Linked DNA regions of Homo sapiens: region 1 is linked to region 2. A link is an interaction called in ENCODE POLR2A ChIA-PET data of the cell type or tissue named here. Cell type or tissue: Panc1. All regions are shown on one strand. Each heading gives the region's core, and the rest is flanking DNA. Links, peaks and the distances in the headings are about the cores only.

Region 1 (2,933 bases), core at 245-2,744, 860 kb before region 2:
GACAACCAGAGAGTTAACTATTGATCTTGATGTTTTTTTAAGTTGCTTGTCAGTCAAGGCTACATCCTTTATGCAACATTTTTTTCTCCAGAATGTGCTTCAATTTTCTAAATGAGACACAGTCTTTGCTTTCTAATTCACTGAAAAGAAAGAGCCCACTCAATATATGTCCTCTTATCTCAGGATACTTCTGTTATTGTTCTCATTTTTTATTACTTCTTAACCAGCATAAAAGAATGTGTGTATGTAAACACGTTCCAATTGTGGAAGGTAATACACACCTTAGATTCCATACCTTTATAATTCTTTACTCTCCTTCTTCATTTAGTTTCTCCTTTTCTCCCTTCAAATATACAAAACCTCATTCTGCAAAATTATTTTATTTAGTACTCTTGAAGTTTTTTTTCCTTTTAATTATCAAACTTTTCATATGTGTGGTTCATAACCTCAGGTTTCACTTTCTTTCAAGCTAATCCTTTATTAACTCTCTGAAATGCATTTTTCATTCTTACCACTCAGCTAAAATGACAATTCCAATTTTGACAACAGTAGTCTTTTTATTCCATAATAATAATAATAATAATAATAACAGTCTCTCTATTGTCATGCTTTCTGACACTACTGTCAAAGTTGGTTACCGATTTCATCTAAAAATTTTCTCCTGTCAGGGGTATCTAGAATAGTTTCTTGTTTTACTTGAAATAAATATTCAAGTTAGATGGTTTCTTCTCCATCCTGTGAGGGTTTCCATGTTGCTCCTTTTTTTGAAGCATGAATCAGCTAGACTAATTAAGATGCCATCGAAAGAAAGATTTAGGATTGTGTTCTCTGACCATGGAGCGGACGCCTTAACAGGAACCAAGTGTCAAAAGGGATGGTAAGGCCAGATGCATTAACATGCATCACATTTCAGTGAATTTCTGGCATATACCCTGAATGAAAGAGAGCACCCATACACAACACCACGTGAGCCTTTTATTTTATTAATTTATTTTTGCTGCAGGGTGAACCCTGACTTCATTTCTATTCCTCTTACTGCCAAATAAATATCACTCACAACCTCAAAAAATGTTTTACAGAAGTAATAAGAATATTGCATCAAAAAATAAAGAATTTATGAACAGGTTTTTTATGCTCCATCTCTCCAGAAAGAGAAAAGTCAACTGCATATATAGTAAACATTTTTAAACTTTTGTTTATAATTGGCATATAATTGTACATATTTATGGGTAGAGTGTGATGTCTCAATACATGTATACATTGTATACAATTCAAACCAAGGTATTTAGCATACTCATAGTCTCATGCATTTGTCATTTATTTGTGGTGAGAACATTCAAAGTCTTCTCTTATAGCTATTTTGAAATATACAATATGATATTGTTAACCATAGTCATCCTACTGTGAAATAGAACACTGGAACTTATACTTCCTATCCAACTGTAATTTAGTACCCATTGAGCAGTCTTGAAAAACTTTCAAAACACTTCATTCTGAAGATTCGATGCAGGTTTATCTTGATCTACAATTTCCTATTTAAATACAGATTGAAAAGGAATGTTTGTTACCTACACTTCTGAATCACAGTACCTTACTTTTCAATGGCATCCTTGACGTAGCTTAAGAAACTAAATTCAGATGCCAAGACCATACTCTCCACATGTGTGTGAGCATGCACACACACACACACACACACAGATATGTTGACATGTTTACTAGGAAACCAAAAAAATAAATAACCCTTTTTGCTCCCATAGAAGGATGTAGAGTCATTTCCATGATTTTGAAAACTCAAGCCATCAAAATGAGATATCCTGAACAAAAGGAGAAAAACACAACCTCGGCAATATATGATGTTCACTTTCATTTAATAGAGTTAATATAAATCTTTGCAGCTGTATTCCTAAAAAAATGAAATTAAAACTATCAAACTTTTGATATCCCTCATGTGACAGTGACCCCTTTTGGCCTTGCAGTTCTCTCCTACTCTTACCTTACTTTTACATATCCTTGAACATAATAAGCCTCCCACCACTAATGTTATAAAGTAGTAATTGTTCCTAATTGGTAGGGAGGCGACAGACCATTCTGGTAATGTTGTGAAACTATAAGAAAGGAGGAGTGAGAACATTCACGGGCCCAGCAGTAATTATCCACTAATTTGGCCTGTTTGTGTGGGGACAGCTCATTATAGCCCTTAAGAAACCTCAGAATAAAGAGGGAAAGTAGGTAGGAGGCAAGGTTAAATAATTAGTGTTCGGCAGATTTTTTTTTAAGATTCAAAGAATAGGATTAAGGGTGGGAAATGTGACCAGAGTAACAATTAAGAAATGGTAGAATATTCTGAACTAAGTGGGTTTTATGTTTTTGTGGGAGTAGGGGTATATAAGAATCCTATATTATGGCATAAAAAATGATGTGTCACTTTTATTACACTTTTTCAATTATAGCCCTGATCATCCCCTTACATTTTATAGTGCCAATCTCATCTTAACAGGAGATTTATTCTCATGAGTCTTAAAAGATTTTCACAGTTTTCATAAAATAATGTATAAAGTTTTTATATCATCTTATCTTTAACATTTGTAGATTTGTTTTGGGAGTTGGAAACACATACTTGTATGCACACACATGAGGAGGAGCATAATACAGACTTTGCAAATAAATAATTATTCAACTGCAACTCTGTTAGCAAACTTGAACTCCTAGATTTCTCACCTATTTATATCTGATACCTCTATTTTAAAAGTATGTATGCTTACTCTTGCTTTTATATGAATATGTACATATATACATTCACAGACATATACATACACATGTTTGGTAAATAATTTGTATAGAGTCTTTCAAAGATTTTCTAACAGCATCATTTTCAACAGTCTTTTCTAATAAGTAATATTTATCTAACCAATTTAGGTGATTGCAATTAGTGT
Region 2 (2,933 bases), core at 195-2,694:
ATAAAAGTGGGTGAGAAGAAAGCTAAAATTTTAACAAATTTTTAAAGGCCTAATGTGGGCTAACATGAAAGCTTGGAATCCTGGGAGCTCTAGATAGAAGAGGAGTCTGCACTTACTTGGAAGCTCTTTTCCATACCAGATACTCCTGAGAAAGCTTTGGAGCAAAGCAGAAAATCTGCAGGAGGTCACCCTTGGTGGAGTAGAGGCCCCAAACCCTCAGCAACTTATTTCATAGAAAGCAAAAGCATTCAGTCTCTAGACGAGGGACAGGAAACCCTGCCCCCTCTCAGGGCCCAGGCAAAGATCCACTGTTTGTCTCTAGGAGAGGTGTCCAAAATGCCCTTGTCCCATGTCCCAGGCAAAAAAAAAAAAAAGAAGAAGAAGAAGAAACTTCTCACTAATGAAAAGGTAGAAACATAGAAACAAAAGTTGTCTGCCCCTAACAAAGAGACAAGAAACTGCCCCCACAAATGCCATGATCAGGTATATTGAACTAAGTAAAGCCCACTAAGGGAAGGGTACCATCCTTTCCACTGGCTCCAGGCAAAAGTACACTACCACTGAAGGAGAAATAGAAGTAAAACCTGTATGTCCCTAAGAGAGAGGCATAAAATCTGCTCTGGCTCAGATTTTTGTGCTCATACAATGGTGAGATCTGCTACCACTGGAGGAGGGGCAGCAAATTCTTTTTCCCAAGACCTCCTCTGATACAAAGCAGAGTGAGAAGCCCCACACTGAGGTACAAGAACACAAGACTTGCCTAAGAATGAGGATGGACCAGTAGAACCAAGAATTTGCTGTTTCTACCACAAATCTCATATTAAATAACAAGAATAGCAGTCTTCCATTAAAGGAGCGGAAAGAATACAATAGGAGACACTCTATGGCACAGGGGGGCGAGGCCTGTTAAAAGCTGCTAGTAGAGCAGGAACAGTAATGAAAACTCTCCAGATTCTGGGTCCCCTATAAACAAGGTAGAAGAAGCTCGATGCTGGAGGAATTGAGACTGTGTTGCACTGCAGACAGCTAACTATAGCAGCAACAAAAATCAAACTTTATTTCTGATTGATTAAACCTCCCATACTAATGTTCTGACTGAAAAAGAGATATGCCCATTTCTAAATATAAATACTGATGACCTCACTGTGTGTTTTCCTGCATACCATATTCAGCATTCAGTTTAAAAATACAAGACATAAAAAAGCAAGGAAAGAAATCCCACTGTCAAGAGGTAAAGTCATTAACAGAACCAGACCTAGAGATGACCCAAATATTGGAACTACTAGATAAGGACTTTATAATAATGTGATTATTATGTTAAAGGATCTAGTAGGAAAAGTAAGCAATATTTACAAATAGATGGGAATCCCAGCAGAGAGACGGAAATTATTTTTTAAACCAACTAGAAATGCTAAGATAACAACATGGCAACAGAAATGAAGACTGCCTTCAACAGTTCTATCAGCAAACTGGACATAGCAGAGGAAATAATCAGTGAACTTGAAGACGGACCAATAGAAATTATCCGAACTAAAACACAAAGAGAAAAAATAGAGTGAAAAACAGAAAAAAACAAAAACAGAAGAAATATCTAAAGAGATAATGGCTAAGAATTATCCAAAGCTAAAAAATTACAACAAATTGTAGATCCAAGAATATTAGAGATCCCCAAGCAGAATGAAAAAAAAAAGAAAGAGAGAAAGAGAAGGAGGGAGGGAGGGAGGGAAGAGGAAAAAAGGAGAGAAAGAAAGGAGTGAGGGAGTGAATACATAGATACATTATAGGTCAAATTGTTGAAAATCAAAGATAAAGTCTTGAGGGTATTTAGAGGAAAAAAATAAATTATATGCTGGGAAACAATATCAACACACTTTTCTTTAGAAACTGTGATCATCAGAAGAAAACAATATGCTATCTTTTAAGTACTAAAAAATTTTTTAAGCCAACCCGGAATTCTATATCCAGGGAAATAACTTCCAAAAATGAAAGAGAAATAAAGCCTCTTTCCTATAAACAAAAAAATGAGAAACTTCATTGCCAGCAAACCTACACTATAATAAAGGTTAAAAGAAGTTTCTCCAATAAAAGTAATATGATACCAGATACAAATTTGGACCTACACAAAGGAATGAAAAGTGCTAAAAAGTAGTAAATATACACACTTTTTAAATTTTATAATTTCTTTCAAAGATAACTGACTGAATAAAGCAAAAATATTAACAACGTATTATGGGATTTACCAATATATGTAAAAGTGAAACATATGACAATGATAGTGCAAAGAATTGAAGAGAGGAAATAGAAGTTATTGTTTAAGTTCTTACACTATTATACAATAGTATAATATTATTTGGATGTAGATTTTGAAAGTTAATGATGCTACTACTTTTCAATAAACTCTTCACGAGATGCTGTTATCATTCTGCAGGATAGTCCCATCTGTCTTATTCCTATGCCTGGACATTTTTGCTTTGACCTTAGAAATTTCCCCAAATCTTGGGTTTCTTTAGTTTCACACTCACTATATAATGTTGGGGAAAATGTTTTTTTAATGTTGATAGACTTTTTATCCTCTGGACCTATTTCAAGTTTCAATGAAAAGATGGCCCGGAAACCAAATATAGCAAAGAAAAAAGTCCAGAGTGGTCCCAGCAACAGAGAATAGGAGAAAATCAAGACAGGTCGGTACCTCCAAAACTTCCTTCTGTGGACTATAAATGTACATCCTGGCAGATTGCTGACGTATTGTGACAGGAGCAGTGTGTTGGTTTGCTAGGGCTGCCATAATGAAGTACCACAGACTAGATGGTTTAAACAACAGAAGTTTATTTTCTTACAGTCCTGGAGGATCGAAGTCTGAGATGAAGGTTTCAGTGCAGTTGGCTTGCAGATGCCTGTCTTTCTGTGTCTTTTCTCTCTGGTTCTGTGTCCTT

Evidence for each region. ChIA-PET counts read pairs that join two places held together with the same protein. Peaks named below come from ENCODE experiments on the same cell type or tissue, not always from the same donor. Only the 100,000 strongest peaks of a DNase experiment are listed, where the experiment ranks them.
Region 1: POLR2A ChIA-PET joins it to region 2 with 7 read pairs; 1 of 35 experiments calls an interaction of 5 or more read pairs at or near these places.

What each region holds. Positions count from the first base shown.
Region 1 is chr5:92,427,722-92,430,654 of GRCh38, forward strand. The region is part of intron 3 of LOC105379080 (a long non-coding RNA gene); the gene reads left to right. Among named protein-coding and RNA genes, the nearest start is that of LINC02058, 510 kb to the right of the region's middle. In Panc1, for the core only: no CTCF peak of the experiment used is centred there; no DNase peak of the experiment used is centred there; H3K27ac peaks cover 345 bases.
Region 2 is chr5:93,285,814-93,288,746 of GRCh38, forward strand. No RefSeq gene overlaps it. Among named protein-coding and RNA genes, the nearest start is that of NR2F1-AS1, 290 kb to the right of the region's middle. In Panc1, for the core only: no CTCF peak of the experiment used is centred there; no DNase peak of the experiment used is centred there; H3K27ac peaks cover 114 bases.